Regions from separate parts of the Homo sapiens genome. Here regions 2 and 3 are each linked to region 1. Evidence: chromatin loops called from intact Hi-C (ENCODE). Cell type or tissue: GM12878. All regions are shown on one strand. Region 1 overlaps CACNB2 (calcium voltage-gated channel auxiliary subunit beta 2). Region 2 overlaps CACNB2 (calcium voltage-gated channel auxiliary subunit beta 2). Region 3 overlaps CACNB2 (calcium voltage-gated channel auxiliary subunit beta 2).

What was found. A loop is a pair of places that touch in the nucleus more often than their neighbours do. Peaks named below come from ENCODE experiments on the same cell type or tissue, not always from the same donor. Only the 100,000 strongest peaks of a DNase experiment are listed, where the experiment ranks them.
Region 2: it touches region 1 in a loop (2.6-fold over the local background); 2 of 110 quality-filtered maps call a loop at or near these places.
Region 3: it touches region 1 in a loop (2.6-fold over the local background); 3 of 110 quality-filtered maps call a loop at or near these places.

Annotation. Positions count from the first base shown.
Region 1 is chr10:18,395,743-18,403,742 of GRCh38, reverse strand. It overlaps CACNB2 (calcium voltage-gated channel auxiliary subunit beta 2), which reads right to left. Exons shown (of 14, transcript NM_201596.3): 3 at 1,700-1,819. Among named protein-coding and RNA genes, the nearest start is that of CACNB2-AS2, 140 kb to the right of the region's middle. In GM12878, no CTCF peak of the experiment used is centred here; DNase peaks (open chromatin) are centred at 3,262 and 4,422.
Region 2 is chr10:18,453,960-18,461,959 of GRCh38, reverse strand. The region is part of intron 3 of CACNB2 (calcium voltage-gated channel auxiliary subunit beta 2); the gene reads right to left. Among named protein-coding and RNA genes, the nearest start is that of CACNB2-AS1, 81 kb to the left of the region's middle. In GM12878, no CTCF peak of the experiment used is centred here; a DNase peak (open chromatin) is centred at 4,799.
Region 3 is chr10:18,468,473-18,476,472 of GRCh38, reverse strand. All of the region lies in intron 3 of CACNB2 (calcium voltage-gated channel auxiliary subunit beta 2), which reads right to left. Among named protein-coding and RNA genes, the nearest start is that of CACNB2-AS1, 67 kb to the left of the region's middle. RefSeq lists an enhancer at 4,260-4,479. In GM12878, a CTCF peak has its summit at 3,301 (motif pointing right); a DNase peak (open chromatin) is centred at 4,372.

The DNA of each region.
Region 1 (8,000 bases):
CTAACTATCATCTTTTTAGGCTGTAGGACAAGTAACACGACCCTGGTTTGATTTAGGAGCAACATTTCGATCCATGCTTGGTTAAAAGATACTTTAAAAGTTCTTTGCAGCAATGTCATCTAACTCATGACACAGCCACAGAGTCATGAACAAAAATGCCCCAATTACATAACAATTGAAAACCAAACCTACAGTCTATTGGGCTGTATCATGATGGCATATAAGCCCGAGAAACTGTTCAATTTTGGTATGTGAAACTTACATGAATAAATTAGCCGCAAATAGAACAATCTTATTTTCGGAATACAAACTGTAGTTTTTTTGTACTCTTCTTTACACACAATGCAAAATATAGAATATAGAATTCAGACTCTCAGCTGCAACCTATATTAACTACAATGCAGACTGTCATACATTATTTAATGTTCTTCATTATTTAATTTCAACTTCACAATGTTCTACGTGGCTAACATTGGTAGAGCAGATTCATTGATGGCAACTGGGCCACGTCCAGTTTTATCAGTTTCCACCATCACAAAACCCTCCCTGCATCTGCTATTTATGAACTGCCTTTCAGAGAAGACTGTCAGTCCTGGAGAAAATTTCCCTGCCAGGCGAGGTAAGAACATCATTCTGATATACAAAAGTACTGCTTTTTAGAAGTCAAGGTCTCCTGGCAGTTCCTCAGTAGACTATGATGGCAGCCGCACTAGAGGTCATGAATAATGTATTACATAAGGGCTGTCCATGCATTCAAACCAGAATCTCCTAACCACAATTCCCATAGCAACACACATAGATTTTACTCATCTCAGAGATGAGGCAGGCAGTAGAAATGCTATCCTGGTATTTCTAGCATGATCAACAAGGCACTTAGCCTTTTTCAAAACAAGTTTTTCAAAGGAAAATCAACAACCATGTTAAAATAGGTTCATTGAGAAGTGACTGAGTATCCCACAAACCAAGCCACCTTCAACTCGAACAATCTATGCTTTAGAAATAGCCACTATTCCAAGGACAGCATGGGAGAAAGAATTCAAATCACTGCAATGACTGAAATGAGACATGGCCTGAGATGAATCCTGTAACTATCTATTTCATAGCTGCTTTGCAGTCTCCCCTCCATATATACACACTTTATTAAGATGGAATGGAGAAGAACATGTTCTAAGAGAAGAAACTTTTAAAAATCAATAAAATCCTCTGTTGCTTTTGGAAAAGCATAATGTAATCCATTTTGAAAATACAGGATACTAACATAAAACACCTATGAAGTAAAATTCAGGGGAAAAACTGTTCAAGTCTAAGAAAATAAACAATAGCTTGAAGTCAGTCTGTTTTTTTTTTTTTTCTTAACAGAGATATAGTTTACTGTGGAAATGAAGTAAAACATGTTGATATTAGGTGCAGTTTTTCCTCTTGGCAAATTCAAGGATCCTTTTGTATGTGTCCAAATAAGCCATCCACCCACAGAAAAGAGTTGCTTGGATTATAAAACAACATAGAAGACCAGTCTTACATACCACACTTCCTTTTTCTACCAAGGGAAGAAACTAGGCTCCATTTTTTGTACCTTTCTAAAACCAGACAATGAAATTCTCTAATAGATCAAACAACCTTTAGGGGAAACTCCCACAGGTGGTCTATCAGGGGCACAGCACAACTTGCAAAGATCTTGGCAGGGAGGAAACGATTTTACCTTTGCTTTTTCCAACTGTGCCTGGGCCTGCCGCTCCGCTTCTCTGCGCACTGCCTCCCGGTCCTCCTCCAGAGATACATCGGAATCGGATGGACGGCTAGTGTAGGAGTCTGCCGAACCCTGGAGAGGAAAATGTACATTTTAAAGTAGATTCAGTCTATGATGTTTGCATTGGAAAAGTCTCATCGACACAGCAGTTAGCTTCCCGGATTGTTCTATACTTTCCTGAAAAGAGGAGAAAATAATTCATTTTGCAGCAACCTATCTAGAAAACCATGCTCTGGTTTGCAGACATTCAATAGAATAGTTGTGTCTACTGAGTTGCCATTCCTTCCCAAGCTTTATATTCCAAAAAACTATCCTTCCTGGAAGCCAGAACAAGTTGGTTTTATAATTAAACAGCTTGATGGTGCAGTGCAGAACTGAAGGACAACGATGGGTTTCAAGGATAGCTTCAAGAACAATCTACATGCTAAAGCAGGTATTTGAAACTAGGAGGACATTAAGCTTAACAAAAACATGAAAGAAAGTCTGAGTTATAAACTTGAACTCTCCAAAATGTCACTACCATGACATGATTCCCACTTTAATCTGAAAAAGCCTTGTTTACCTTTTTATACACCTGCTATTTTCTCTGATAAAACTGTAAGACACTAGCAGCTAACTTCACTCCATCTTCCAGCAACACATTTTAAAATACCTTTACCTAGATTTAATAAAAAGCCGTCTACAGAAAACACCTGCCTGGGATAGCTCATCTGGCAATTAATCACAACCTAGGAAAAGGAGCTCAAAAAATGAGAGGAATCTCCCTAGCTTCCCTCTCCTGCAATCATGATCCGATTAACCAAATCAAACCACCCTCTCTACCTGCACTCACTGCAACAACAGAAAAGCAGAGACAAAATAACCTCTCCCCACAAACGAAAGCCCTTGCGCTTACACAGATATCAGAATTCTTCAGCCTTCCTCCCTTGGCTCTTTTCAGAAGCCTGATCCAGGTGGCCTTCATGAGCCAGACAGCGCCTTTATCGTCCGCAGCTGCAGCCCCGGGCACAGGTTCTCAGTGCGCGCTGAGCCCCGGAGAACCCCAGCTCCTTTCCTATCCATGCTCTGGGCAAGCCCCTGTTCTCCGTCCCTTTCTGCCTCCGGGGCTTTCACTCCCTGCCCCAGAGGACTCCCATCCAGGGAGATTCTTATTTTCCCATTCCAGGAGGGGCTGAAAACACACACTCGAGTGCTTTATATTGCTTTAAAAATAAAGAAGACAAGTGCATTCAAAAGCCGAGCATCAACTCGTTCTAAACTTAATGCATCTCATAACCCTAAACATTCTCTTCCCTGCGCTCAAATTGTTAAAAGAAATTAGTTGTAAAAGAATCGCAGAAAAAAAAAAAAAAAAACTAGTGCAAAAACGTATGCAGTGACATTTGCAAGTGCAAAGTTCAAGCCTTATCTTTGGAGATCTCGAGGGGGAGGGGGGAGGCGGAGGGAGGAGGACGCACTCCCACACTGGGCATGCTCCATATGTCGCCTTTTTACGCAGATGCTCACATCACACTGTTAGTCTATGTCAAATTGCCATTTTACATCCGAAGTGTAAACAGCTGGAAAGGTCTCTTCGGTTCTATAGTAATCGGGCTCGTGGTATGTGTGTCTGTTTCTGTTTCAGATGAAACCTTCTCTCAAAAACAAAGCATGAGATCGTTTCCTTTAATAATCCCTTTCCATTACCTGCTCCACTAAGTGTGTCCTATACCACAAGGAGGTTCACAGGTAGTAAATATCATATGCAATATTGCATAGCAAAAATCAAATAATGCTCATCAGTCATAATATAGCACAGTTCTTTATTGCTTGTGACTTTCCAAACAAGATGCAAGAGAGTGACGTGGCCATTTAATTAGGACACGAAAGTAATCACCGCTTTATAAAGCGTTGAGTTTAAAGGAGCTCAAAATGACTTCGAACTGCTTCTCCAACTGAGAAACTACCATTTGAAATAAAGCCACTGGCATAAACAGCAGTGTGAATTGTTATAACCATACTTACAAGGAAATTTCAAAGCTTGGTTAATTTATTAGTTGGAGTTAAAATTCACAGAATAATTGAGTCCCAACTCTGCTTGTAGATGAGGTGAGTGAGGCTGAAGAAGGAAAGACACTAAAGTTATTAATTTCCTGTACTAATGAAATTACATTTTAAAAGTTTACTTATTAAGAAATATACACTTTGTTTTCTTGACATAAACAAAATGCTCTCATTGTAGTCTAAACTGCATTTGTTTGAGTGTGGTGGGAGAATATTTTGTACAAATAAAAATGAAAAAAAAAAGTGTTCTTAAGAATACTTAAGAACCACAGCTGGCTGCAGTGGCTCACGACCGTAACCCTAGGACTCTGGGAGGCCAAAGTGGGAGGATTGCTTGAGCCCATGAGTTCGAGACCAGCCTGGGCAACATAGTGAGACCCTATCTCAAAAAGTCTTCCTCCCTCCTCCTCCCTTCTACCCTTCCTCCCTCCCCACCTGGCACTCTGCACTAATATAATCTTCAAGACCCAAATACTAGAAAATACGTAGAATAGGGGTTTCAGAATGAAAGTTAGTGATCAGTTGTACCTCAATTGTGGTATCTTGACGTAAATTAATAGATCACCTATTGTTATGATGTGACTGTAAAATGCATGGGGGATAAAAATGCACTGCAAACTCTTCGTTCAAGCAAATTTACAAGGGAGAAATGAGTGTGTCAACACATACACACCTGGTAGGGGATTCCTGATCTTCCTAGAGGGCTTCTTATAGTAGTAGCAGCACAGTAGAAAATTACCAGGAAGCATAATTATACCCCATAAGGGGCCCCTGTCCCCACTGTCACCAGTCTTGCCATGTTAGACCCAATCACCCCGCTACAGGTTCAAGTCACACCTCAATGAAAAGACAAAGCTTCTATCAGTAAGAACCCAGCAATGACAGGAAGTACATAAAGAGAGGGCCGCATAACACCCACACATAATTTTGTGCGGTCTCATTCCCGCGGTCGCATTCCCGGTCTCATTCATTATTTTAAAATAAGATATAAAAAGTCCTTTGCTAATATTCAGATGGAGCTTTTACATTGCATAGTCACTTTGAGACCTGTTTCCAGGTTTAAATAGCAGTTAAAAACAAAAATCTCTTCAATGACTTTTGGCAATGGCTTGACTATTTTATAATACAGGATGTGACTACCAATTGATCTTTAGAGTAGTTCATAGAAGCATAGAAAGAGCTGGATTACCTTCATTCCTTGTATCTCTGATAGTATATACTTTCACACAAAAACAATTGTGTGTGTGTGTGTGTGTGTGTATGTGTGTGTGTGTGTGTGTGTGTGACAGTCTCACTGTCACCCAGGCTTGATAGACTGCAGTGATGCAATCATGGCTTACTGCAGCCTTGACCTCCTGGGCGAAAGTGATCCTCCGGCTTCAGCCTCCCAAGCAGCTGGGAATACAAGCATGTGCTCCCATTCCTAGCTAATTTTTAAATTATTTTTTGTAGAGATGGGTCTCACTATGTTGCCCAGGCTGGCTGGTCTCAAACTCCTGGGCTCAAGCAATCCTCCTGCCTCAGCCTCCCAAAGTGTTGGGTTTACAGGTGTGAGCCACCTCACCCAGCCTCAAAATATTTTTCGTTATAGAAGTTATATGCACCCAGCATTGAAAGACACACAAATAACGATCCCCTGAAAGTCTCCCATCCAAAGACAGCCACAGTTAAATAGTAGCATGTTTCAGTATCTGAAGCTGTTGCATGTTTGAAAGTCACCCTCCTGACATATGCCTTACAGTTAATCTCCTTTCTTGTGGGAGTGTGGATTTATTCAGTTAGAAGTGATATATCTAATTAAGCTTTTATCTTTGGAAACATATGGACTTTCTGGGTCATCGTGCCTCAAGTAGTCTTCAGTCAGGAACAGCTGGCGGTCGTTTCCATAACTCCGGAATAGGTTCATTACAAAATGTACCCTTGATCTCTAGGGCTCTTACAACGTGATTAGCTGGTCTTTTGCAGTATTTGTCCTTGTCAGTGCATCACATTTCAGCTACCCAGATTTCCTTTTCTACATCTTAATACCTGCATTTCTATTTGGACATTTCTGAAAATGTAACTTGTACTACTGTGTACTAATAGTTCCTCCCAGGATCATCACCTTTTATCCTTAGAGCTCTCACTTTGTGGGTTCATTGCTCATAGGAAAATTGCATATCACTGGATTAATTTATGCTTTTATCTACTCTTCAATTTCTTTTTCCACTTTTTTTTTTTTTTTTTTTTTTTGAGACGGAGTCTCGCTTTTGCTCTGCTGCCCAGGCTGGAGTGCAATGGCATGATCTCAGCTCACTGCAACCTCCATCTCCTGGCTCCAAGCAATTCTCCTGCCTCAGCCTCCTGAGTAGCTGGGATTACAGATGTGCACCACCACACTCGGCTAATTTTTGTATTTTTAGTAGAGACGGGGTTTCATTGTTTTTCCACTTTTATGTCTAACGTTCACACAAGAAAGCGTCACCCTTTCTTTTTTCTTTTTTCTTTTTTGAGATAGTCTCACTCTGTTGCCCAGGCTAGAGTGCAGTGGCTCAATCTTGCCTCACTGTAACCTCTGTCTCCTAGGTTCACGTGATTCTCCTGCCTCAGCCTCCAGAGTAGCTGAAATTACAGGCATGCGCCACCAGGCCCGGCTAATTTTTGTATTTTCAGTAGAGACGGTTTTGCCATGTTGACCGGTCTGGTCTTGAACTCCTGACCTCAGGTGATCTGCCCACCTCGGCCTCCCAAAGTGCTGGGATTACTGGCTTGAGCCACTACACCTGGCCACCCTTTTTCTTTAATGCTTTAAAAAATTTATATACTTTGCTGTTTTGATGCTGTACTCTGCTGTTTCACAGTCATCTATATTTTCAGCATCAGTATTTTGGAGCATTCTTGTATTTTTCTCTTTTAAAGCCCAAAAGATAAGAGTTGTAAGCCTATTTCATAGCGGCATCTTGGATCCCAAATTGTGTTCTTCTCTTTCTGTAGGAAATCTTTATATGAAGTCTTAAAGCCATGTTCTTGAGCAAAATCAACTTTTTATGAATCCAAAGGCCAGTCTGATTCTAGACAAAGCTATAACTCATCAAAATCCTCAAGATTTTAGACCACCTCCTCATGCATAGGACGATGCTGACCCAATGGCAAACTCATTGCTTGCTGGTCAGGCCCACATATTTTAAAATAAAGCAAAATGGGGCCAGGCACAATAGCTCACAACTGTAATCCCAGCACTTTGGGAAGCCGAGGTGGGTGGATCACCTGTGGTCAGGAGTTCGAGACCAGCCTGACCAACATGGTGAAACCCTGTCTCTACTAAAAATACAAAAATTAGCCAGGTGTGGTGGCACATGCATATAATCCCAGCTACTCGGGAGGCTGAGGCAGGAGAATCGCTTGAACCCTGGAGGTGGAGGTTGCAGTGAGCTGAGACTGTGCCACTGCACTCCAGCCTGGCAACAGAGCGAGACTCCGTCTCAATCAATCATCAATCAAAATGGGATAGACTTCAGCGGGCCAGGACCAAGGGGAAAGGGTTCTATCTTGTATTGTCTGTGGGGGAAGGGAGATAATTCTTTCATTTTTCATGGTGTTGTCATCTCTTTTCACAGTTTAGAATTACCTTCTGTTCTCTGGTGCAATGTAGATGCAAGAAATCTGAATTGCTATTCTCTGCTTTACTGGTTTCTTCATAAATAAAATCATAAACTATGGGCTGCATGCTGGCTCATGCCTGTAATCCCAGCACTTTGGGAGGCAGAGGCAGGCAGATCACTTGAGGCCAGGAGTTCAAGACCAGCCGGGGCAACATGGTGAAACCCCATCTCTACTAAAAATACAAAAATTAGCCAGGCGTGGTGGCAGGTGCCTGTGGTCCCAGCTACTCGGGAGGCTGAGGCAGGAGAATCGCTTGAACCTAGGAGGCAGAGGCTGCAGTGAGCAGAGAATACAACACTGTACTCCAGCTTGGGTGACAGAGGGAGACCCTGTCTCAAAATAATAACAATAAAATCATCAACTATGTACTGATGAGAGATCCTGACTCTAAACACTGAAAAATGACATAGCGTGCCAAGATGCGGGACAGTTGCATAAACATTGTATACCTTAGTTTGCAAACTGTCGTGTAATTATTATTCAAATTCATACGATGATGAAAATCTCAAATGTGATTGACCTATCATTTAGCTGAGTGTCAAAATAGTAACAGAGGTGATAGCAATAC
Region 2 (8,000 bases), 58 kb before region 1:
ATTTCAGACATCTCTCCAGAGCTCCAGGAAAGTTTGCAGATGCCAAGGCAGCTATGTCTTATCAGATACTGGATAAACTCCCTCCTCGAGTGCCAAAGGATAGATTGGAAGCCACTGGCATTTCCCACTCATACTGTTCGAGGAGTTGCAGAGTTGGGTGATGGTACAACGCCAAAAAAAAAAAAAAAAAAAAAAGCTTTATCGAAATGCCTAAAGCAGGGGTCTCCTGCACAGCTGGGGGCGGTGAGCAGTGGGTGAGTGGGTGGCATTAGATTTTCATTGCAGCGTGAACCCTGTTGTGAACTGCACATGGGAGGGATCTAGGTTGAGACTCTAACTAATGCCTGATGATCTGGGGTGGAACAGTTTCATCCCAAAACCATCTCCCACCCCCTCCCCACCTGTGGAAAAATAGTCTTCCAGGAAACTCGTTCCCTGGTGCCAAAAAGGTTGGGGACCACTGGCTTAAAGCACACACATTCAAAAAATATAAATATATCTTGATAGAATCAGGGAAGTCATGAACACTGGATTTGAAAGGAACTGAAAAGGGAGAATGCTATCAAACAAGAAAGTTAAAGCCTTGAAAGGGGTCTGACCAGAGAGTGATCTGTTACAGCAAGACAGTCACTCTGGATAAAGTTCAAAAGATAAAGGTGGAATAACGCCTGGCACCTTGAGGATAGGGATCGAAAGAATTGTGTGTAATTGAAGAAGGGATGCTGGTGTAAAGATAGAGCAAGAAAGGCAGGGCGCAGTGGCTCATGCCTGTATTCCCAGCACTTTGGGAGGCCGAGGTGTGCAGATCAGGTAAGGATGGGTGATCAACATGGAGAAACCCCATCTCTACTAAAAACACAAAATTTTCTGGGCGTGGTGGCGCATGACTGTAATCCCAGCTACTCGGGAGGCTGAGGCAGGAGAATAGCTTGAACCCAGGAGGCGGAGGCTGCAGTGAGCCAAGATCACGCCATTGCCCTCCAGCTTGGGCAACAAGAACGAAACTCGGTCTCAAAAAAGAAAAAGGAAAGAAAAGAAATAGAGCAAAAAGTGGATTTTTTTTTTTTTTTTTGGAAAGATCTTGCTTTTTCACCCAGGCTGGAGTGCAGTGGCACTATCACAGCTCACTGCAGCTTCAACCTCCCACGCTCAAGTGGTCTTCCCACCTCATCTTCCTGAGTAGCTGGGGCCACAGGTGTGCCCTACCATACATAATAATTTTTGTATTTTTTGTAGAGATGGGGTTTCACTACATTGTCCAGGCTGCTCTCGAACTCCTGGGCTCAAGTGATCTTCCCGCCTTGACCTCCCAAGGTGTTGGGATTACAGGTGTGAGCCAGCATGCCCAACCAGAATCCTTTATTTATTTTTTTAAATGGGAGGGTTTCAAAGACTTTTTAACCTGCCGAAAAGAAAATCTTCCCTGGCACCATCACTAAACTCAATCTCTAGGCTTGTATACATCAGAACTCCCACAGGAAAAAATAGAAATAATTTTGAAATATCCCTACACATATTAGAAAAAGTCAGTCCTACTTAACTATCAGAGCTGTGTGTATAAATGTTGTAAGTGATGAATTTGAGAAAGGCTTCCCTTGGAACTTATCCCTACTAAACCTCCGAGAGCTCATCATTCAGAGAAAGAATGTAAATGTGCAAACAGAAGTTGAATACATTGGGCTAGAAGATAATCCCTGGTTCTTTCCAACATGCTTTATGTTAATCTACTGACAGCCACAAACAAAGAGGTAAAACATGAATTAAAACAACACTCCTAATCTCTCCCAGGCCTTTCTTTTATGCATGATTATAGATGTCCATGATCCCACTTGCCATTTGAGAATATGTGTGTACGTGTGTATATATGTATGGACATATACATACATAAATAATAATGTAAGATATGATTTTCTTAAATGAAACCCAAATATGTTAGTATTCGACTTTTTTTCCTTTTCTTTTGAGATGGAGTCTCGCTCTGTTGCCCAGGCTGGAGTGCAGTGGTGCGATCTCGGCTCACTGCAACCTCGGCCTCCTGGGTTCAAGTAATTCTTTCACCTCAGCCTCCCGAGTAGCTGAGATTACAGGCACCCATCGTCATTCCCAGGTAATTTTTGTATTTCTGTAGAGACAGAATGTTGGCCAGGTTGGTCTTGAACTCCTGACCTCAGGTGATCCACCCATCACGGCCTTCCAAAGTGCTGGGATTACAGGCGTGAGCCACTGCGCCCGGCCAGCATTCTACTTTTACAAACAGCTGGAGAGTAAGAACTGCCCAAATAACTACATAACATATCTAGAACATTATGGATCTTTTTAGTTAGCAATAATATGATACATAATAATAAAAAAGGGAGAAATAACTATTTGCTGTTTTTGGTGAATTTCACCCAAGCATTGGTCATGCCATAGAGCACCACAGCCAGGTGAGAAATTCTTAGCTCCTAACTGGCAGCACCACTGTATGGCTGTGTAAAGCCTGGATGATTCAGGTATTCCCAGCATTGAGGTGATTTGTGGTGTGGTGGCGGTCAGCCCCATGAAACTCTGAAAGAATGGTCTCAGTCCAGAAAACCACAAGTCCCATGGGATAATCTCAGCCACCTCCTTCCTTCAAAATTGTTCCAAAGGATAGTGATATTTCTGCAGAAGAAACAGAAAAATGATAGCTGGGAGGGGCAAATGACAATTGGTCTAATGTTTCTAGTGTCATTAGGACATGAGATTTTAATGTTCTTGGCTATAGCTGTGACAATGAGGCAGCAATATTCTTTTGACAGAAGCCAAAACTGTATGTTTTTAAAATTTTTAACTAAAAATTCATAGTATCTTCAATGTTGAGCTATCAACAGGAGCAGAAGTCTTTTTAAAAAATGTTTGTGAAAGTTCATCTTGGGCCAGGTGCAGTGGCTCGCGCCTGTAATCCCAGCACTTTGGGAGGCCGAGGCGGGGAGATGACCTGAGGTGAGGAGTTCAAGACCAGCCTGGCCAACATGGTGAAAACCCATCTCTACAAAAATGCAAAAATTAGCTGGGCATGATGGCGGGTGCTTGTAATCCTAGCTACCTGGGAGGCTGAGGCAGGAGAATTGCTTGAACCTGGGAGGCGGAGGTTGCAGTGAGCCAAGATCACGCCATTGCCCTCCAGCCTAGGCAACAGAGTGAGACTCTGTCTCAAAAAAAAAAAAAAAAAAAAGTTCACCTTACTTTTTTCCTACTGTTAATAGTATAATAGTATGCATAGGCCTTTGAATTAGTTGGCCATTGCAGTTAGGATGCTAATAACAAGTGAAAAAAAATCTTGATTTTATTAGGACTATTATTTATATCCTTTGGGACCTTTTTGTCTTATATGTAGGACATTTCTTAAAATTTTGTTTATTAATTCCATGTTAAGGCATGAAGAAAGACTATGGAAGAGTTTCTAAATGATACTGTTGTAATTATTCATTTGTATGTACCCAGCATGTATTGAGACTAGTATGTGTTGAGTACTAGTATGTACTGAGCATACAGTAAATGAAACAGACACAATTCCCATCCTCATACAGTTTATACAACCTTTTAGAATCAATGCAAGTAGGAATTCACCACATGCAAATTAATAGTAAAACATGAAAGTCAACTAGAATAAAATTTTCACATTTCCTAGACTTTTACAATACTTGATTTGCCAAATTTGTTTTTGAACTTGAATCTCACTATTTTTATCTTAAATTATGACTCCACAGGAAGATATGAATTCATTTGCAACAGAAAACCTTAATAGATTTTATTACTTAGTTTCAAACAAGCGTAAATGTTTGCATAGTCTAAAATACTTGTATATTTTTAAAGGGAGTGTTTCATAAAAGACAATGAGATAGCAGAATTGGTTAAATGATTTCTCTGCATCATCAAAATATTTCAAAAATAATTTTCTGGCTTAGTGAAATGTGTCTGTAGTCCAAGGCTGGTAATTATCTAAAACAATTAGCTGTGTTGAGAACAAATACATTCTACTAAAAATAAGTTGATTTTTATATTTAGTACTTCTCCAAACATTTTCTCCTTTTTTTTTTCCTTTTTTGAGATGGAGTTTTGCTCTTGTCACCCAGGCTGGAGTACAATGGTGCAATCTTGGCTCACCACAACCTCCGCCTCCCGGGTTCAAGTGATTCTCCTGCCTCAGCCTCCCACGTAGCTGGGATTTCAGGCATGTGCCACCATGCCCAACTAATTTTGTATTTTCAGTAGAGACGGGGTTTCTCCATGTTGGTCAGGCTGGTCTTGAACTCCTGACCTCAGGTGATCCGCCCACCTCAGCCTCCCAAAGTGCTTGGATTACAGGCATGAGCCACCGCGACCGGCCCTCTCCTAATTTTTCTTTTACTCTAAAAAGTTAATGTAAAAGACTGCTGCTGTGCTAAGGAGAGCTGGGACATATTTAAACTAAGGACTATTACCCAGCAGCATCTTAAAAGGAGGCATTGCTATGTGGGAGGAACTTAATTTATGCTATACAGTCTAAGGTGATAGCATTAAGTTTTCTGAATATAATTAATAGAGTTTATTTCAAAAGTTCTTGGAGGGCCAAGTGTGGTGGCTCATGCCTGTAATTCCAGCACTTTGGGAGGCTAAGGCAGGAGGATACTGTGAGCCCAGTAGTTCAAAATCAGCCTAGGCAACATACAGAGGTCCCGTCTCTATAGAAAATGAAAAATTAGTTGGTTGTGGTGGCGCATGTCTGTAGTCCTGGTTACCCAGGAAGCTGAGGCAGGAGGATCACGCAGCCCCAGGAGGTTGAGCCTGCAGTGAACCATGACTGCACACTGCACTGCAGCTTGGACACAGAGTGAAACTCTGTCTAAACATACACCCACACCCAAAGTTCTTGGAGGTGTATTTGTGCACCCATGCTCATAGCATCATTACTGACAGTAGCCAAAAGTCATGATCTGTGTGTAGACTATGCCCAGTGGTAGAAGGCAGAGGTCTGAAGGGCCCTTAAGGGGAGAAAGGGAACAGGAGGAAGGCTGCATTATTTACAGTAGCCAAAAGGTGGAAGCAACCCGAATGTCCACCAATAGATGAATCAAATAAACCCAATTGTGGTATATGCATACGGTGGAATATTATTCTGCCTTAAAAAGGAAAGAAATTCTGATAAATGCTATAACATGGGTGAACTCTGAGGACATTATCCTAAGTAAAATTAGCCAGTCACAAAAGGACAAATATATGATTCCACTCATACCAGGTAGTTAGAATGGTCAACATCATAGACGCAGAAAGTAGAATAGTGGTTGCTAGGCCTGGAGGAATGGAAAGTGATACAGTTTGGATCTGTGACCCCACCCAAATCTCATGTCAAATTGTAATCCTCAGTGTTGGAGGTGGGGCCTGGTGGGAGGTGATTGGCTCATAAGGGTGGCCTATGAATGGTTTAGCACTATATCTTGGCGCTGTTCTCGTGATAGGATTCTCATGAGAACTGGTTGTTTATTTTATTTTCTTGAGATGGAGTCTTGCTCTGTCATCCAGGCTGGAGTGTAGTGGGTGTGATCTTGGCTCACTGCACCCTTCGCCTCCCAGGTTCAAGTGATCCTCCTGCCTCAGCCTCCCAAGTAGCTGGGATTACAGGTGTGTACCACCACACCTGGCTAATTTTCCTATTTTCAGTAGAGGCGGGGTTTTGGTCAGGCCGTTCTCGAACTCCTGGCCTGAAATGATAAGCCCGCCTCAGCCTCCCAAAGTGCTGGGATCACAGGTGTGAGCCACCGTGCCTGGCCAAGATCAGTAGGAAGTTTCTTAAGGGAGAGGCATTATGAAAGTGGTCATGTACATTCATCTGTCAAGAAAGTAAAGATTCCATTAAATAGAGGAAGAAGAATAATTGACAACAACGAGACTGGTTCAGTGGGAAATGGAAAAAAAGGCAAGCATGTAGATGTCTGTAAACGCAGGAAATATCTTATTTCCGGTGTAACTGCACAAACTATCCTTGGTATAAATAGAAACATCAGCTTTAATGGAACAAAATGTCACCCTCAGTGAGCATCCTTCATGGACCATCAAGCTAGGCCATGCCTCATTTCACTGCCAACCAGTGAAGCTCAATTCTACTCAGCTAATGAAAAGAAATTCTGCTAAAAGGATAGAGTTAGAAGCCCACCACTTTTGCTGGGTTATGACCTTCTTATTATCATACTAAAGCAGAATCCATTTGCAGTTGCAGAACAGCAGCTGGAACACAGATGGGGCCTGCAGAGTTAAAACACTTAAGGAACCTTAGTGCCTTAACCTTCTTAAAATTCCTGAAAGATAAGCAAGTGAAAAGTGTTGAGTGATATACAATTTGCCCTTGGGCTAAGTTCCATTACTAAAAACTCCTTCACCAGCATTTTCTACACCAACTTTATACACTATTTATCCCCTAAGGAAGAGCCAGTTGGTATTTACCTGTGTGAACACAGGTGTTCCCAACAGAATTAACCTCCAACAACAGCAATAGCAGAATGTAAACCAGATTACTCACTCTTTCTCTGAAAATGTTTTCTTATCTCCAGGAATCTTCAAACACAGCTCTCCTACCTCAGTTCTTCCAAGTAACTCTATCAGCACTCATCTACCTAATAACTTAAGTGCCGTTTCTAAATCAAAGTCTTAGGCAACACTTTCTTACTAAGTCACCAACCCAACCTATCACCAAGCACTCTTGGAGTCAACCAGCCCCCACATGTTCCTTTCCAAACTGTGCAATGACTGCTGTGCATTTGTCTGTCACACTTTTTCCTAAAAATATAAGTTCCTCTGATGCACCTTTTAATGCTTTTTCCAGAGGCACATATTGGTGGATATTATTATGTGAACTCTCATTATGACTTTGGTGTTGACTTTTCACGTCAATGAGTACGAATACCACTTTTTTTTTTTTTTTTAAGAGATTGGGTCTCACTCTGTCACCCAAGGCTGCAGTGGCACAGTCATAGCTCACTGCAGCCTTGAACTCCTGCACTCCAGTGATCCTCCCACCTTGGCCTCCACAGCAGCTGGGACCACAGGTGCCTGCTATCACGTCTGGCTAATTTTTTAATTTTTTTGTAGCGGGGGGCAGTCTTTCTATGTTGCCCAGGCAGGCCTTGAACTCCTGGCCTCAAGCAATTCTCCTGCCTTGGCCTCCCAAAATACTGAGATTGCAGGCGTGAGCCACAGTATCCATCGATATCACACTTTTGAAAAAACCAGTATCATCTGTCTCCTCCATTGGAAAGAAAATTGTGCATGTGTGTGCTTTTGAAATACTACACAGTCCATTGACATTTAAAGTGCAAGTACTGTGCAGACGTACCAACTGCATTTTCTTTAAAACTTGGTCCTATGATTGATATTAAATGCTTTAATATATGCATTCCCAACAGGGGCAATCTCATCCCCAAGGGGGCAAACGTTTGTTCTTAGGGGGTAAAAAAACAATCTTACTCATTTTGAGTATAAAGTAGAGATACACATACAGTACCTAGAAAAATACACGGTGGTATAGACATGTCTGTGGTATGAAATTTTATGGAGGGAGGGATGGTGATTAGGAAAAAAACTGCCTAGAAAAGGCCCCTTAAGGGGGCGATTAATGACAAAGGTTGAAAAACGCTGGTTTTAAATGAAACATTAATGTTAATACAGTAACACAATATAGGTACTTATTAGGGATCCTTGAAATCTGTAGATATCATTTTCTGTTGGACCCTTTCTCTAATTCCTGAGTATTTGGTACTACTTCCCCTGAATGTTCCTAAGGGACAGAACCCTTCTCCCATCAAAGCACCCATCACTCTACATGATAACTGTCCATTTTATTTTACCCCTCACTGTCCTGTTTACATTTCAAGAGAATAGAGACTGTCTTCATTCATTCATTATTTATACAATACCTATTGTGGGAAAGGCGCTGGGCTTGTTCCTGGGAGTACAATCAGAAACAAGTGAAACACAAACGCAGGCCTCCAGGCACCTCCATGCTA
Region 3 (8,000 bases), 73 kb before region 1:
CACAGGAAACCTCTAGAGGGTACGTAAACCCCACAAAATTCTGTAACCGGGCTCTTGAGCTGCTTGCTTTGGCTGCTCTCACTCTATGTAGAGTATACTTTGTTTTCAATAAATCTCTGCTTTTGTTGCTTCATTCTTTCCTTGCTTTGTGGGTTTTGTCCAATTCTTTGTTGAAGACGCCAAGAACGTGGACACCCTCCACTGTAACAATAATACACTAATTACAATGCATTAACATGTTAAAAGACACTCCTACCAGTGCCAGGACAGTTTATAGATGCCATGGCAATGTCAGGAAGTTACCCTATATAGTCTAAAAGGGGGAGGAACCCTCAGTTTCAGGAACTGCCCACACCTTTCCTGGAAAACTCATGAACAATCCACTGCTTGTTTAGTATATAATCAAGAAATAACTATAAGTATATTCAGTTAAGCAGCCCATGCTGCTGCTCTGCCTATGGAGTAGCCATTCTTTTTTCTTTTTTTAACTTCTCTAACAAATTGCTTTCACCTTACTCTATGGCCTTGCCCTGAATTCTTCCTTGCACAAGGTCCAAGAACCCACTCTCAGGGTCTGTATTGGGATCCCTTTCTAGTAACACAACATTGGCTATGAACTGGACCGTGTACCTAAACCATTTCAAGCCCAGTTCCCACATATTAAAGAGGGTTTTGTAACTGTGAAGTGAGTCTGAACACACAAAGCTCTCAGCACAGTGCCTGGCACAGGGGACACACTCAAAACAAGGTAACTGTCATTATACGAAGTTTCAGAGGATCTTTCCTAACCAATCTTGAGTTCTGCCAGTTTAGTACTGGTATGATTTGTTATTTGGGGTAAGGTCAGGGGGAGGATCAATAAGGTACCCCTTCATTCAAAGATCAATAAGTGGAGCCATATCTTGGAATGTGGTCCAGCGGTGAGCATCATCTCTGATACTGCAATACAATAAGAAATGCTTATCTGATCTGCACACCTGTTTACTGGAATGCAGCTCCTAAAACTCTTATACTCTCCAAAGTGTTAAGTGTCTTTTGGCATGCTAATGAATGACTGGTGGCTGGGGTCTCCTGGAGAGCCTTGGGATGGGGCCTGGGTGCCAGAGGAACCAACCGTAATATTAAAGTGTTTGAACTTTCCGCCCCAACACCCTGACCTCTAGAGACAGGAAAAGGGTTGGAGACTGACTTAATCGCCAGTGGCCAGTGATTTAGTCAATGGTGCCTAAGTAACAAAGCTTCCATAAAAACCCAAAAGGATGGAGATCTGAGAGCTTCCAGGTGTGTGACCCCAGGGCCGTGCTGGAAGGGTGGCGTACCTAGATACGGCATGGATGTTCTGCACCCTCTCCCATCCCTCTCTCCTCTGGCTGTTCCTGAGTTGTATCCTCTTATAATAAACTAGTCATCTAGTAAGTCGGCTGTTCTCTTGAGTTTTATGAGCCCTTCTAGCAAATTATAGAACCTGAGTAGGGGGCCATGGGAACCTCTGATCTGTAGTTGAGTTGGACAGAAGTTGAGGATAACCTGGAGACTCATCACTTGTGCGACTGGCATCTGAAGTGGGGACAGTCTTTTGGGACTCAGCCTTCAACCTGTTGGGTCTGCACTAACTCCAGGTAGATAAGGTCAGAATTGAATTGCAGGACGTGGCATTAGCATCTGCAGAGAACTGGAGAACTGCTTGCTGTTGGGGGGGAAAACAACCCACATCTGTTGTTGGAAGAATTGAGAGTAGTGGGAGAGTAGAGAGGAAACAGTTTTCCTTTCGGTGCTGCAATGCTGAGTGGCACGGAGCTAAGGAAGCCAACATTGAGTTGCATCTTTCTCAAGGCAAGGTAGATGTGCTTCACAGATCTAAGGCCACCCATCCAGGTCAGGAGCCGTGCGCTGTTACTAAGGAGAAAGTGCGTGTGTGGGAACACAACCCCTAGGAAAACAGTTGGGGAATTGGCATCTCCACCTTTGTACAGTCTAACAATCCATGCTGATTGCCTAATTGCACCTTAGTTTAGGAGCCTGAGCACCTGGCTTGGTGCACTTGGCTTAGTTTAGGACGCTGAGCCTAGGCATGTCCTTAACGTCGGCAAAATAAGCTTCTCCATTGATTGAGACCTGTCACAGAGACAGGTCTTGCTTGCTACCAGAGGGTGACCGTTGAGCCAGATTCCACTGTCCCTGAGAGTCCCCCTGCCCCTCCGGCCCTAGGCTTCTTTGTACATTAAACAGCAAGTCTGCAGGGTGCCTTTCAATTCTAACACATTATTCTCCCGCCAGCTGCGGTCATGTTCAGATTTGCAATGTTCCCCTTCGCCACCATGACAGCTTCTTCCTACCCAAAACTATAATTATATGTTTTCAGAAGGCCCATTTTCTATGTGAGAAATTTCAGCAAAACATCTCAAAACATCATGTTCCATCATCTTAACTATTAGAGATAAAAGAGCTCTTAGCGAGCAAATCCAACCCTCGCATTTTAAAATGAAAAACGGAAGCCCAGCAATTTTGTGTCTCACTCAAGGTCACAGAGAGCAGCGTGGCGGGGAGCTGCACCTGCAGCTTCTAGCTCCTTGTCTGGCACTTAAATCCAGTTACACCCTGGCCCTGGTTCTGATACAAGAAAAACCCTATTGAAACCTTAGGGAATTATTTTTCACTTTAGATGGCAGTTTTCGATTGCTATTTTACAGCTAGGAAAAGATAAGTATATTTTTTAAAGAAGCAAACACAACTGTAAAGTCAATCTCCTTCTTCACTTCGGCTATTTAAAGCAAGTTACGTGAATTCTCCGGGTGACTGATAAGAGAAGGCACGCATTTCTGGCATCCCTTACTAACACACCAGTGCACCAGAAAAGTATTGACTGATGGCTCCAGACACTAATAAGTCCAGAGTCTGTTCCTAGGAAAATGCTCTGCATGCGTCATTAAGGCTATTTTCAGGCTTGCTGTCTTGAACTGAAAGTAAACTAGCACTGGTGATTCTGAATTTAAATGTGATTTCAGTAAGGGAAGGAGCAAGCGCAACATATTTTCAGGGCTTGGGGCCTGGCAATATTTTTTAAAAGGCTGTAATAAATCTATAGACTTTTACAAGATATGACTTTTATAAGTTCTTTGAATAACAACCCAAATATTACCTGTGTATTTATCAATTCATATTAACTTGAATTGAAATACTCCTATCCAAAACAGGCATTTGTTTCCACTGCAGATGGGTCATACCATATTATACCAAGTAGAAATCACCTGTGATACGTTAACAGGCGAGCGGGGCCCCACCTGAAAAGTATTTCACAGAATTGCCAGTGGGTGGAGCTAAAGCGTGGACAATTTTTAGTGATGACCTTCAAAAGCACCACAGTTGATTCTCATACATGTCTTTGATTAAGAACCACTGATATTACCGAACAACAATGCAAATTTGGCTGCACCATTTCAACATATCCCACATTCAGGAATGGAACTCTCCATTGGAAGAAAGAGAGAATGTATTCTACAGCAGCGATGCTCAAATTTGATTTTGCATCATTTTCAGCAGCTGGGGTGGGGCTTGTTGAAAATACAAATGGCACATTTCACCCCAAACCTAATAAACTGAAATGGCTACAGAAAGGTGAGCTCAGGTAGCTACATTTTGAAGCAAGGTATAAAGAATATTTAGAAGCACACAAAATTTGAGAACCAAACCTCTCTGAAATTCTTCCTGAAAGGCTGCTTGTTTTCTAAAGACTGAACTGAAAATAGTAAACCAATACGTTTATTAAGGAGATGTGGTTGTATCAGACACAATTTTAAAACAGACCTAAATTTAAACCAAAGACACTAAAGCTCTTCCACCCACTCCCTAAACCTCCATTGTATGGGTTAACAGGCTAAGGAGGTGGCTTTTATCATGGAACCAAGGTAGGCAAGAAGCGTAGAAAAATGGGCTGGGGGCCAGGCACAGTGGCTCATGCCTGTAATCCCAGCACTTTGGGAGGCCAAGGCGGGCGGATCACCTGAGGTCAGGAATTCAAGACCAGCCTGGCCAACATGGTGAAACCCCATCTGTACTAAAAATACAAAAATTAGCCATGTATGGTGGCGTGCACCTGTAGTCCCAGCTACTCGAGAGGCTGAGGCAAAAGAATCACTTGAACCCAGGAGGTAGAGGTTGCAGTGAGCCGAGATCCCAGCACTGCATTCCAGCCTGGGTGACAGAGCGAGACTCCATGTCAAAAAAAAAAAAAAAAAAAAAAAAAAAAAAAAAGAAGAAAAGTGGGCCGGATATTAAAGGAATTGAGACTCCTTATTCGAGAATGCTTCAGCTAGTCAACCATGGGGCTCAAGACAAGCAGAAAAGAAAGCAAAGCCGGGAAGAGAAACTGAAACCTGTAAGGTGCATATGACATCAAAGAGCAGATGGATAGGAATGGGGGCAGTGAAGGAGCCAGAGAGATGACTGTAATGAAAAAGGGAGATACGGGAGTTGAACACGTCTGGGGTGAGACATATTTGTTACTTTACATGCAGGTCTTCCAAAGGCAGTTAAACAGAAAACAAATGCCTAGTGATGTTAGGATGTTGCTTGAGTAGTATATGATATTTGTAGAGGTATTTACAATTTTTAAAACATCTTTACAGATTTCATCATTTACTACATACATTTCCCTACCTAGCGATTTCTTCTTTACCTCAATTATAAAAGGACATTTTTAAGATCCCTTCTGAGTCAGAAAGTCAAATATTTTCAACAGGTATATTAAGTACTATTATTCCCACTTTGCAAATGAAGAACATCAGATGGCAGGCCATAGTTACATGTGGTAGAGACAGGAGTCTAAGCTGTAATTCCAACTCCACTGCCCCATAATTTCTGCTCCAATTTTAGACTTTGGCTAACTAGTGCTCCAGAGGACACAGGAAAAAAATACAAAGGCGTAAACCATGGGCAGTTTCACAAAAACCAGTGGCTGCAGGATAATAGCTTCCTATCTTGCAGAAAATGATACTGACAAAGACGAATTTTTAGGTTATAAAAAATAAATATCTTAATTACATTCTGTAGGGAAAAGGGTAGTCTTTATTATGAACAAATAATTTCTTAATTTTAAGGTCTTCCAGAAACACTCATCTGACAAACTTTTCAATTCTGTTCAATACCTTTCTTCCTTTCTTTCTTTCTGAGATGGAGTTTCACTCTTGTTGCCCAGGCTGGAGTGCTGTGGCATGATCTTGGCTCAATGCAACCTCCGCCTCCTGGGTTCAAGCTATTCTCCTGCCTCAGCCTCCCGAGTAGCTGGGATTACAGGCACCCGCCACCATGCCCAGCTAATTTTTTGTATTTTTAGTAGAGATGGGGTTTCACCATGTTGGCCAGGCTGGTCTTGAACTCCTAACCTAAGGTGATCCACCCACCTTGGCCTCCCAAAGCTCTGGGATTACAGGTGTGACCCACCGCACCCGGCCCTGTGTAACACCTTTCATTTGACCACATCGATGGCTGTGGGACTTGAAATGGCATCTACCATAAAATTAACACTGTTGTTGGGAACCAGGAGAACGGACACTGGCATGCTTGGCTCATACATTCATACCCTTTCCCCTTGCATGTCAGTCTCTGTGACCAGGGTGAGTTCCTTTAAGGACAGATGGTTTCCTTTATCTTTTAATTCTGCTGCTGACACCACCACCATCCACACCCAGCATTTGAGAAAGATTGCAACAAACATCTCAATGCCTACCAGGTGCCAGACGCTGAAGACACCAAGCTAAGTGCTTGTGAAAAATCAATTTAAAGGGGGAACAGACATAGCGTAATAGGATCTGGTGAACTGCATGTATAATTTAGGGGTGAACAAACTGTATGCAAAGGCTCCATGCAATGCAACTGAAGCAGGTTTAGATAGAAAGGTGAGAGATATAGTGTATATATAATATATACAGAATAACGTAAATAGTATATATAATATACACAGTATATCATAGTCTATCCAGTATATCATATGTAATATATACAATACAGTATATCAGTCTCTATATAATATATACCACATATAATATACACCATATGTTATATACTATATGTAACACATGCTGTATATCATAGTCTATATATAATATATGCAATATATCACAGTCTATATGATATATACTATACATTATATACAATATATATATTATATACATGTTGGCCAGGCCAACCTCAAACTCCAGACCTCAGGTGATCCTCCAGCCTCAGCCTCCCAAAGTGCTGGGATTACATGCATGAGGCACCATGCCTGGCCCTGAATACATTTCTTTTTAATGTGGATTTTAAATTTTTTTATTTTGGCTAGTGCAATTATCTGGTTTTCTTAAATAGAGATGAAAACGCATTCAATAAATATATAATATATATTCAATTCCTAAGTTGAATACTTTATTTTAAATGTTCATTAATTTTCATAGATATTAACTGCAAAGTGGATTTATAGCATGATAAAGAAAAAATATGAGTATAATTAATCTCTGTTTTTGTTGTTGGGTTGTATTCAAAGATGAATAGAACCAGGACTCTTAACCTCAAGATCCCAGGACTTATTGGGGTGGATAACATTGTACATAAACATGTATAAATGTGGTTAAATAGGTTTTAATAAAGAGTAGGGAGGATTTAGAGAAACTGTATCAACCATTAGATTTATTTTTATTAGTAACTAGATATTCCTTCCATGGATGTGGTTACGATTTTATAGTAACTTCTGGACCAAACCATGAAAACACTGTTGAACTTAGTTTATTATCAGTAACTCTCCATCTCAAGAACGTCATCTCTCTGAGCCTCAATTTGTACAAATGTAAAATTAAGAGGTTAGAACCGAACTACTTGTAATACAGTCTAAATAAGTTTTCCTAAGAACCACCCCACATAGGGGTCAGACTTCTAGATTTGGATACAGTTTAGGAATTTGCTAGAATTAAGCAAGAGGACTTGGAACATGAGGTTGGTTTTCATTCAAAATACAGCTGCTAAAAAGTTGAGCTAACTGCCATGCTTGCCAACAACATATTAAATACATCAAGTGGGATGACACTAGAGAGGCATAAATATTAGCAACGAAATAAAGGAAGATGGGGTAATTGACAGACTGGTGTGAAGGAAGGAATGATAAAAACCAACCCATCCAATGGCGATGTCCATGGTGCTGACCTTGAACCCCCAAGGGTGATATAACAAACTAGGCTCTGTGCTTTCTCTTTTTTTCTCCCTGAGACAGGGTCTCCCTCTGTCACCCAGGCTGGAGTGCAGTGGTGCACTCATAGCTCACTGCAGGATGGACCACCTGGGCCCAAGCAATCCTCCCACCTCAGCCTCCAGAGTAGCTGGGACCACCATGCATGGCTGATTTTCTAATTTTAATTTTTGTAGAGACAGGGTCTCGCTTTGTTGCCCAGGCTGCTTTTGCACTCCTGGGTCAAACAATTCTTAATATTATTAAATTTAAAAATATTTGCTTCTTCATAGCAACCAGTGCCAGTTATCTGCAAACATTTTATAGTAACCACCTGGCTGTATATCACTTATGGCACCTTTAAAAAATTCAGATGCATGGCCAGGCATGGTGGCTCATGCCTGTAATCCCAGCACTTTGGGAGGCTAGGGCGGGCGAATCACCTGAGATCTGGAGTTTGAGACCAGCCTGACCAACATGCAGAAACCCCATCTTTACTAAAAATACAAAATTAGCTGGGTGTGGTGGTGCGTGCCTATAATCCCAGCTACTCCACAGGCTGAGGCAGGAGAATTGCTTGAACTCGGGAGGCAGAGGTTGCAGTGAGCTGAGATTGTGCCACTACCCTCTAGCCTGGGTAACAGGAGTAAAACTCCGTCTCAAAACAAAATAAAACAAAACAAAAAAAATCAGACGCTCAGTCTGCAGTTTTGCCTGAATGCCTGCAGATTCAGATTTACTAAGTTTGGGGTGAACTTTATATTTAGCTGTATAACTTAAAGGTTGTTTGTCTGTTTGTTTTGTT